Regions from separate parts of the Mus musculus genome. Here region 1 is linked to region 2. The links are chromatin contacts, found by POLR2A ChIA-PET in ENCODE. All regions are on one chromosome and are shown on one strand. The core of a region is the stretch at or near the end of the contact, and the rest is flanking DNA. Distances in the headings are between cores, read along the strand shown. Region 1 holds the start of Avpi1 (arginine vasopressin-induced 1). Region 2 holds the start of Hoga1 (4-hydroxy-2-oxoglutarate aldolase 1).

Region 1 (4,868 bases), core at 1,135-3,634, 83 kb before region 2:
TGCACTGTTGCGAGATTCTCAAATATCCCCATTTCTGGCAAGGTTTCTTATGGCGCCCATGCCTGAGGGGAGTGCCCTGCCTGCTCATCAGAAACACTGAATCATAAAGCTGTGGGGAAGGAAACAGCCCCATTGTGTGGCGAGCACCAGCAGGAGCCTGCAAAACTGTCTCCACCCAGCCTTAGTCACATCTGACCCAGAGGTCCCAAGTCCCAATTCCAGCATGGGGTATCCATCTGAGCAGGTGGCATCAGAACCCCCAGGTCCTTAAATATGGATATGCTGAGAGTCTGAGAAGCACAGCCTTCCGGTTTAAGAGCCTGCGGTCTCTCCTCAGCCTGGCACTTCCAAGCAGCACTTAGAAGGAACAAACATTGCTAATTTCTCTTGCGAGATCTTGCACTTGGATATCTTTTGTCTATCATTCTCTCTTCATTTCCCCAGGACTTAAAAAAAAAGTAAACAAACCCTTTGAGACATATTCTTTTGTCGTGTGGTGCTGTGCAGAGGGACAAGGAGGAACTAGTCACCAGGATGAGGAAGAATAAAAAATTCCCCTTTACCCTGCAAAAAGAATCCCACGAAGCTGATGGAACATTTTGAAGTTTCTCTTTACGTGTATTTTTTGCTTGAGTATATATGCACCGGGTGTGTGCTTGGTACCCTCAGAGACAGAGAGGGGCATCAGATCCTCTGAAGCTGGAGTTACAGAAGCTTGTGAGCTGCCCTGTGGGTGCTGGTTAAGTGCTCCTTAACCACTGAGCCTTCCCTCCAGCCCCCTTCATCTCCTCCCTACCTGGGAGTTTTATAGAAGAGAAACTAAACTTAGAAGGTCAGCTTTGACGTGAGGGAAGTCAGGAAAACTTTCTGCTTGCACCTGCTGCCCAGACAGGCATCCCTCCGGACATTTCTGGACAGGAGCACAAGCCCCGGATGAAGGAAATCAACATCCCTCCAGGTTGACAGCTGGACCTGGTGGTACAGCTCTATTATGCCAGCACTCAAGAGGCTGAGCCAGGAGGATGGAAATTCCAGGCCAGTCTGAACTACAAAGTAAAACCCATCTCAGTGAAACAGAAAGGCAGCCGGACAGATAGACAGACAAGAAGTGGCACACAGTAGCTCAGGGACGGAGCATTTTCTCAGCATGCTCACAGCAGTGAAGAACTAAAAAAGAGCCTCACAGATCCCCTGCAGTCATTTGTCCTTTCCAACCCGGCTTCCTTGGAACTGGTGAGACCTTCTGAAAATGCAAATTTAGTGCCACGCCACGGTTGTTGTTGTTGGTGGTGGGGAATAAATTAACCCTTGTAAAGGGCTGACCACATTATAGTCACTCTGTAAAGACTTGTAAAGACCGCAGAATGCCTATTCATAAGTACAAATCACTCTATTTCCTTGCTTATAGAGCCTCAGAGGGGCAAATGCAAACGTCACTGCCTACCTACATCCTCCCACCATGGCTACCTTGCTATTTATAGCGGATCTCCAGGCCTTATTTTATCCCTCTGGAGAAAAGCCGTCCTGGCTCCAGCGTGCTTTCTTCCCTCTCTTCCTTTATTCTGCCCAGGCCCATTCTTCCTCGTTCTAAAAACGTTAGCTCCTTTCTTTACTGGTTATGCTCCTTCTTGTGGCTTCCAGGACCTCTCAAAGATGCTTCCTTCCTCTTTACCTTCTTTCAACTTCATGTGATCATGATTGTAGTCACATACCAAGTGGTGGTTCAGTGTTAGCCTCTGTCGCTAGGCTGTTAACTACCTCAAGGTAAGGGTTGCAGTTCTCTTACAGCCCGTCAAGGAAACTGAACTGGAAAGGGTCTCAGTGAAAGATGTCCAAAGAGCTGTTAAGTTCTCCTTAGGTAACCAAACTGGCACAGTCGCTACAAGATTTGTAAATCATTCTGAATGCAGGCCCAGGAGGCCCGGGAGGTGAAGGGAGTTTTAGGAACTGTAGGTTATGAGGATCTTAACAGTGAAACCCTACGCCACGTGCGTTGGACTCGACCCAGAGAAAAGGGGCACTTGTCACGTGTACCCTGCAGGGCCCGCGGTCTCCAGCCGCACCCCGTGTCAGGAATGCGACCCCGCCCCGCCTGCGTGCCCGCAAAGCAGAGCCCGCCCCTGGGACTGACGTCAATCAAGGGGGCGCCTCCAGGCGTGGGGAGGGCAGGTGAGCTGGGAGGATGGGGAGGACCCGGAGGACACGCCCCTCGCCGATACTCCCTAGATGATTGGACTCAAGGAATCTCCGCACTGGGTTTGGAGGCGGGCACGGGAAAAGGGAGGGATAAGGCACGCCCCTCCCCCCTGCAGCAGCTGATTGGTCCGCGAAGGCTCCGCGTTCGATTTGGCGAAGTTGGCTCGGCTTCTCGCTCTAAGGCTGTGACCGAGGATTGGCTGTTGAAGGGGCTCGGAGCACTTTCTCTGAGGAACTGTGGCCGTGATCCAGGTGGCCCGGCCAGGCTCCCGGCTGCGTTCCGCCTGCCTCGGGCAGCTAAGGCAACCAGGTAGGTAGGCCACGGTCCGGCTCAGCTGTGCGTGGGAGCGCGCGGGCCGACGGTCGCAGCTGGGAATCCGCTGGGTCTCACATCCTAGATCCACTTAGGGGCTTCTCTCTGTCAGTCGCCACCTTTGAGCCCTGGGGCTCACTGTGGTGGGGATGTCGTCCTGTAACTTCGGCCAAGATATCCTCTCTCAATCTCTTAGCCAGCCAGTCACCTCCGCTTGGCCTTTGTGATCACTTTCAGGGCAGGAGCCCAGAGCTGCGCTCGCCCTTTTCCCAAAGCCCGAGAGAGGTTACAGTAGGCGTCTTGGCCGCCGGATCCCGATTGGGGTCTCCTGGAACTGGCAATAGGTTGACCCGACACCGATCTAACTTCCCAGAGGGCTCTACTCTAGCTCCGCTTGCTCTAAGTCCAGCGAAGAGGCTGGCGTGGGAATCCTGTCTGCGAATCAGTGGCGACCTCCAAAACCCCCAGACGAAGATGGCACGGTCTTAGAGGTTTCAGAACCTTCTGCCCCCACGTTTCTTTTGACCACCTTCTCAGCCACCTGGAAAGAATGAAAGTAACACTGGTAAGGCGCCCAGGTCTGACCACCTGGTTAATAGCCTAAGATCACCTACCAGCCTTGTGGAGTTGAGCAAGTCACCACTTCAAGAGGTCAGCTTTTTCATCTGGAAAATGTGTTTAACAATAGTGCCCGCTAACAGGGGATTAGGATGCCACCTGACAGGAGGACCAAAAGGTCCTCAAAAGTGCTCTTCTTGCTTGACGCAGCAAGCTTCCTTCTATGTAGCCATGGTTTTAAAAGTGCACAGATGAGCCTGTCTTTGAAGCCCTCTGAGTAGTTTGTACGTCAGTGCTAAATTAACCACGGCCATGGTTCTATATAGTCTTGTTAATAGCTTTCTCTTCGCATCATTTTTCATTCAACCAATGTACAATGTTGAGTGTCCACAGTAGGCCAGGTACTAGGATGGTCATTCATATTTCATCTCTGTACCCAGTGAGGATTTTCCCTCTCACTATTTTGATTGATGAACAAAGCAAAGGAAAAGTGACTTGTCCAAGGTCACTCAGTGGTCAGCGTCACTGCCACCTTAGGGGTTTTGAATTCTTTCAAAAGGATCTTTTCCTTGCTCTGTTAGTTCATTTTTCAAGTCATGCCTGAAAATGGGTCTGGAGTAGGGGCCCAGTTTCTTTCTTCACTTCCAAGGCAGAGAAGCGTCGAGTTAAGAGCTCTATAGTATGTCCTTCCTTTAATGCCCAATTCAAAAGATGTTGAACTTTGCCATCCTCAGTATTTACTCTGGGGGTTCATTCTGACGCTCTAGGGTCCATTTGTAGTGTTTTGCGACAAGTCCTTACTTGCTTGGTCTGTGCACGGATCCGAGCTTATCTTCTATGTCGGCTCTAGAAGGAAAGCTCTGTCTGTAATCTTAACGGCCCCATGCTTTTGCTTTTCAGTTTTAAAATGTACCATTGTTCAAGTATACACTGAGCTTCTTGGCGTAAGGTCTTGTCCAGGCGATTAGGAAGAAATTAATGATTGAACCTACTGAATGAGACAGGAAGTGTCTCCTGACAAAGTGTTCCCACCCCCACTTCAGTTTTCCCAATGTTTACCATCTTGCCCTACCTGGAATCCTACCTTCACTCCGTTGTCTTACTCCCAGGGTGAGGCTCCCACTAGCAAAGGGCTTCAAAATCTCCGGGGGCCAAGGCTTCCCAGGGTTGAGAGGGTGTGTGGTTGAGTGCTAGACACTAGACTGCCCGGTATTTCTTGCTTGGGTGTACTTAGCTCACTGGGGGCTGGCCAGTCAAAGCCCTACAGTCCCTTAGAGGTTGTTGGAACAAAGTGGGCAGCCATTTCCTCCTTCCAAACAGCTGCTGGTTGATCCTTGGTCTGCCAGCCTCTACAGAGAACACGAGATTGCTGATTGTGAAAAAAGGGCATCACCCTTTCTTCTACCACCCCAGGCCAGCCTAAGAGGCTACCTAGGGCTTGACCACTTAGCCGTGTTGTGCTCCTGCCAGATACTGACCCCTCCACCCACTGTAGCAAATCAGTATCTGGTCTTAGGGAGGCTTGGGGTAGGGAGGAGAAGGCTAACTACTAGTTGAGGCGTTTTCTGGAAGCTAATTAGTGAGACCTGTCCACGCATGCAGCTCCCAGCCCACAAGGAGCGGGCAAGCAGTGCTATCCTTCAACATAGGTCTGTCCTTGTCACACATTGATGACTCAACACCAGTGCAAGCCCTCGGAGACCATGGAGACCATCAGCATCTCCTCTAGAGCAGCAGACAGAATCAGAGCCCAGAATACCAGAATCAGAGCCCAGAGCCCAGAGATGATGGGTATTCCTGA
Region 2 (4,898 bases), core at 1,540-4,039:
GACAGCAAGAGCCGTTACCCAGTGTGCCATCTCGTCCTTAACTTTTATTTTAAAGGAATACTCTTCATTTAAACAATCACAAATTAACAATACTTTATCAGCATTTGAGAGGCAGAGGCAGGGATCTCTGAGTTCGAGGCCAGCCTGGTCTACAGAGGGAATTCCAGGACAACCGGGACTACACAGAAAAAAACCCCGTCTCAAAAAAAAACAAATCAAAACAAATAACTTCACAGTCTCAGACTAAGCCTTCAAGAATATTCTGTGTTCATTGAAGCACCAAGGGCAGGTTCCCACCTCTTTGGAGGGCTTGTTACCCACACTGATACAAAGTAGCAATAGCATTTGGCAACTGTCTTTATCTTCTCCTGAGTGTTAAGATTGCAAGGTCTATTCCAGAAAGAGAAATATCAATGTTTGGCTAAGTGCAAGAACCTTGAAAAGACACCCCTGACTCTTCGTCCTCTGTGCCAGCCTATCTTGGCTGCCTATCTTGGGGGAATTATACTGAGCCACTGGCTAAGATCCTGAGGGCTTAGCTCCTATTCTCAAGTAAGGAAACTGGACTACAGAGGGAGTGTGATTTCTCTTATATTTTTGGTTGTGAGCCTAGCCTTTAATGTCTGAGCCATCTCTCCAGCCTGAGTGTGATTTCTCAGTTGCTATAATAGCCAGAGGAGGAGTCTTCCAACTTCAGAGATTGGTCGCCTTCCTCCCAAAGCCCCAATCTCCTGCTATGTGGTGAATGGAGGAATCAGACAGCATCAGGAACCCAGAAGCCAAATCCTTCCCTCTACCAACCAACCAAACAACAAACCTGCCCAGGGCACCCGATGCTGGTTGCATGAGTTAGAGAGACAAAGGGGGAATTCAAAGACAACTGTGGAGATCTCTGTGAAATCCTAAATACAGGATTTCAGAAACACAATGGATACAGAAGCCAGTCTTCTGGCCCCTACACTAAGTGTCCTTGATCTTTAAGCTGAAGCACAGTGTTCAATTTGAAGCTAAGGGTTATCCCTCCAGGCCAGCATAAGCAAGTTCTAGTAGCCATGCTATCCCCTGCTCACTCAGAACGTGCACCCAAAGGCCACTGTCCCTTCACAAACATCATCTGGGTCCTGAGCTATGAAGTGGGCTCACCTGGGCCAGTGGTCACTGTCACCAAGCACCAAGCAGTTTTGCTACAGTGTTGAATGAAAAAATAAAAAAAAAAATAAAAACTGAAAAAGGGCATGACTGCTCCTAGGTGTGGTGGAGGGAAAAGTTCATTGTAGGTCAAAGGGAGAGCATAGCCAGAGGCAGAAACATCTGGGAGAGTCCAGAGTGACCAGGACCCTGAGCCACTGAGGAGAGGAAGGAGGGGACGGGGGATGGGAGGGAAGGGAATCAGGTGCAGGGGCCAAGATGTAAAAGAAAGGGGTGGATAACCAAAATGGCTGCACTCTACAGAGAAGAGCCTCTGGGATAGGGCAGCCCAGCCCCCGAGCTGGAGAGTTGGGGAAAGAGGGAACTAGAGGGTGGGGTATGCCAGCCATACCTGTAACAGGTAGGGACTGAAGGAGGCTGGGAGAACCTGGCAGCCAGGTCCGCTTTGATATATTAAATAGATCCTTCAGATAGTTCTCCCAGGGTTTGAGACTTCCCAAGAGTCTATCCCTTCCAATCTATAGCACTATAGAATCTATACCATTCTTTTTCTTCACATTCTTCCAGATTCTTCTTCTGGCTGCCCCACAGCAAGAGCATTATCACTCCCGTGTGTCATATGGGGAAACAGGGCTAGAGTATCCCACGGAGTAAGACCACTGGCAAAACTGCAACTGGAAACTAGAGTCCACTATCCTAGCTGCTAGCTTGTACCTTCTTCTCAGTCAGAGGGAAGCCATTTTCCAAGCTGGTACCCACCAAACGACATTTGTAGGGATAGTCTTAGATAGATCCCACAACTTAGAATCAGTGGGCAGAACAGAGCTTCTAGTCAGCAGTTCAAGTCTCAGCTCAGCTATGTGTTAGCTGAGTGGCTTTAGACAGTGACCACATCTCTGGGAGCCCACGTTCCCTCCTACAAGATGGTGTCATTGACAGCACTGACCAGGAATTGCTCTGGGTGGGTGGAATGGGATGGAGCAGGGCAGGGGACTGCCCTTTTCTACCTTCTCTTACTGGACCTATGTCTGTGAGGCAGATGAATCTCACATAGGATGTAGTCCGTGGCCTCAAGGAGAGGACCCAGGTTAAAACAAGAGGTGGATCAGAGGATCCAGCACATTGAGCCCCCAGGCAGGCTCCAGGGGGAAGGAGGCTGAAAACAGGCTGCCCTCCTGTGTGACCTGGCTAGCGCCTTCCCATCAGCAAGCGGGCCTGAGAGACAAGGATGCCCCCATTCACTGCCCCATGTTTTCACTACAATAACCCTGGGAGTAAAGAAGGTGCCTTAGCCCTTCCCAGATGGGGAAACAAAGGCAGGTGAGGCTCTGTCCAAAGTGCCAGAGCTTCCCCACAGCTCCCCACCCTCCTGGATCTGGCTCCCCAACTTCCCTCTTACCTCGAAAGGGGAAGGTGGCCAGTCTGTTCAGGTTCTCTTCCAGTTTCCCATAGTCTACCTCTGCGGTGGCGGTGAATGGGGTGGTCACGGGTGGGTAGATGCCGGCAATGTCTACCTTCTTGCCCTTCACATTCCTAGACAAGCCCCTGCTCAGACCCTGCCTCATGGAGGCCCAAATTTGGGGGCCCAGCATTTCTGCGGGAGGTCTGGAGCCTCAGCTGTCTGTGACCACAGGGGAACTGAGTTTGGACTCCTTCCTCCCCGCTCTGTTAATGATCTACATACACAGTTAAAATTTTGTGTTCCCACCACAACCTGTGGGCATGGCTTGGGAGCGTGCAGCTTTGCACTGGGTGTCCCAGGTCGGGGGCGGGTCTAGAGAGTCTCCAGGCCGGCTTTCTTCCCTGCTGGAAAGCCGCTGGAGAAACGCCACAATTACGGCCTAAAAGAGAGCTGGCCCTTGGGGTTTCAACACTAAAAACAGTCTCTGACAGGGACCTCTTTACCCAGCGCCAGGGCCTGGAGCCACCCACCCCACCCTTACCCCCGACCCCAACACGCACACCCTCCGTTTCCAGGCTGGCTGAACATGACGGAACTGATTGGTTGAGCTGGCCTGGCCCCGCCCTACTGTAGCCAACCACTTGCTCTTCCAGAAGCAGTTGTGAAAAATCACTCCTCCTGTCTACAAGTGGCTGCCAAGGGCCGTCACGTGTTAGCCCTCTGCTGGCCACACAGGGACACACAGCTCCATGGAACAGTCTTGAAGATAGGAGCAGAAGATGAGTATGCCACAGTGTGAAACATACCACAATCGCGGCCCCAGGGATTAGGAAAGAAAAGCAGGATGAGAGGGACAAAGCAAGGCCAGGCCAGCGTCGGGAGACCTACTAATTCAGGACCCAAGGGACTCCACATTTCCTGCGTTCCCAAGCTCACTCTAGCATCCAGTCTTTGCTCTTACGTGTTTGGAGCACGAACAGAGACAAACGCCACAAATAGCAAAGCCAGCACTTTATTGTGTTGCATCTAGGGGTGTTCCTGCTAGACTGGCTGCAGGCAGCTCATAGTAGGGGGTTGGGTGCCCAGCTCCGGGTAGGTATTTACTGGGCTGGTATAGGCTGAGGTGTCTCACGGCCACTCCCAGGCCTCTCCAGTCCGTTCTGCTCTGATTCTGGCTCGGGATGCTCCAGGGCATGCCGGGTGTCTGCTTGCCAGAGCTGGACCAGGTCCGTGGGGGTCTTTCCCGCCTGGAGAAAATAGAAGTAGACATACTCAGATTTGAGCAGTCCACCCGAAATTGTCTTCAGCTGTACCAGTGGTTCTCAGCTAGAGGCAAATGCCCAGGGGTAAAGCCATCTTGCATTTCACAACTAGAGGTTATGGTTGCTACTGCTATCTAGTGGGCAGAGACCTGAGATGCTGGGACAGTGCACAGGAAAGTCCCTTCATTATGAATCGTCCAGCCCCAGTGTCTGCAAGGCTAAGACCATCCACACCCTCTCCATGTGCTCTTGCTTCCCTCAATGTCCCTATGCTTTCCTGTGCCAGAAGAACTTTTCCATGCCCCTCTCCTGTGATTGTTCTGTGAACCAATAGATAGGCTTGGGCCAGAGGACATCTATTCATAGAAAGTCTGAGACCTACCACGAACCAACATGAGGTGCTAGAATGGCCACACCAACCAAGTAATTTGATTCCCTTTCCACTGGCCCTCCATGGATTGGGCCTGGGCACTGCGATCCCCTTCACCTATCTGGGAACCTTGGGGAAGTCCTCCCATTACCTCTCTTATTGTTTCTCTAAACTTATGCTTTGGGCCTTGACACATGAAGGGAGACCTGGGATTAGGATGGTGTAGCCAAGCGCCAATGACATGAGTACCTAGGCTGTGGCTGCCCCATGGCCTCTGCAGAACATCCACCATGCAAGGGCACCCCAAACCACCAAGCCCGAGGAACAGACTCACCAGGTTCTTAGCCATCATGTCCGCCCCATGCAAGAGCAGCAGTTTGATGATTTTGTAGCGGTTGAGTCTCACGGCATCATGTAGGGCACTGTCCCCTTCCTAGAATCAGTGTAGCACACAGGTAACCCTTGAGGTCAGTGGGTGGGTAGGGTGATAGGAGATGGGGCTAAAGACCTTGCTCAGAAGCAGACACCCTAGGGTCCTGTAAGGAAGGACTACTCGCCCTTGGCAGCCTGGTAGGCTGCTGTTACACCCATATTGGCTGAGCAGGGGAGCAAGCAAGGACTCACTCTGTCTTTGGCATTGATATCCAAGCCCAGGGAAAGAAAATGTTCCACAATCTCCACGTGTCCAGTACGGACGGCCACATGCAGGGGAGTG

Evidence for each region. ChIA-PET counts read pairs that join two places held with the same protein, here RNA polymerase II (POLR2A).
Region 1: POLR2A ChIA-PET joins it to region 2 with 25 read pairs in Patski. The contact joins the promoter of Avpi1 here to the promoter of Hoga1 in region 2. POLR2A ChIA-PET finds 5 or more read pairs at or near these places in 2 of 5 experiments (Patski and embryonic stem cell).

Annotation. Positions count from the first base shown.
Region 1 is chr19:42,126,509-42,131,376 of GRCm38, reverse strand. Avpi1 (arginine vasopressin-induced 1) reads left to right here and starts at 2,384. Exons shown (of 3, transcript NM_027106.4): 1 at 2,384-2,506.
Region 2 is chr19:42,043,761-42,048,658 of GRCm38, reverse strand. Hoga1 (4-hydroxy-2-oxoglutarate aldolase 1) reads right to left here and starts at 2,789. Exons shown (of 7, transcript NM_026152.2): 1 at 2,549-2,789. The coding sequence starts at 2,741. It overlaps Ankrd2 (ankyrin repeat domain 2 (stretch responsive muscle)), which reads right to left. Exons shown (of 9, transcript NM_020033.2): 7 at 4,808-4,898; 8 at 4,518-4,616; 9 at 3,549-3,798. The coding sequence ends at 3,652.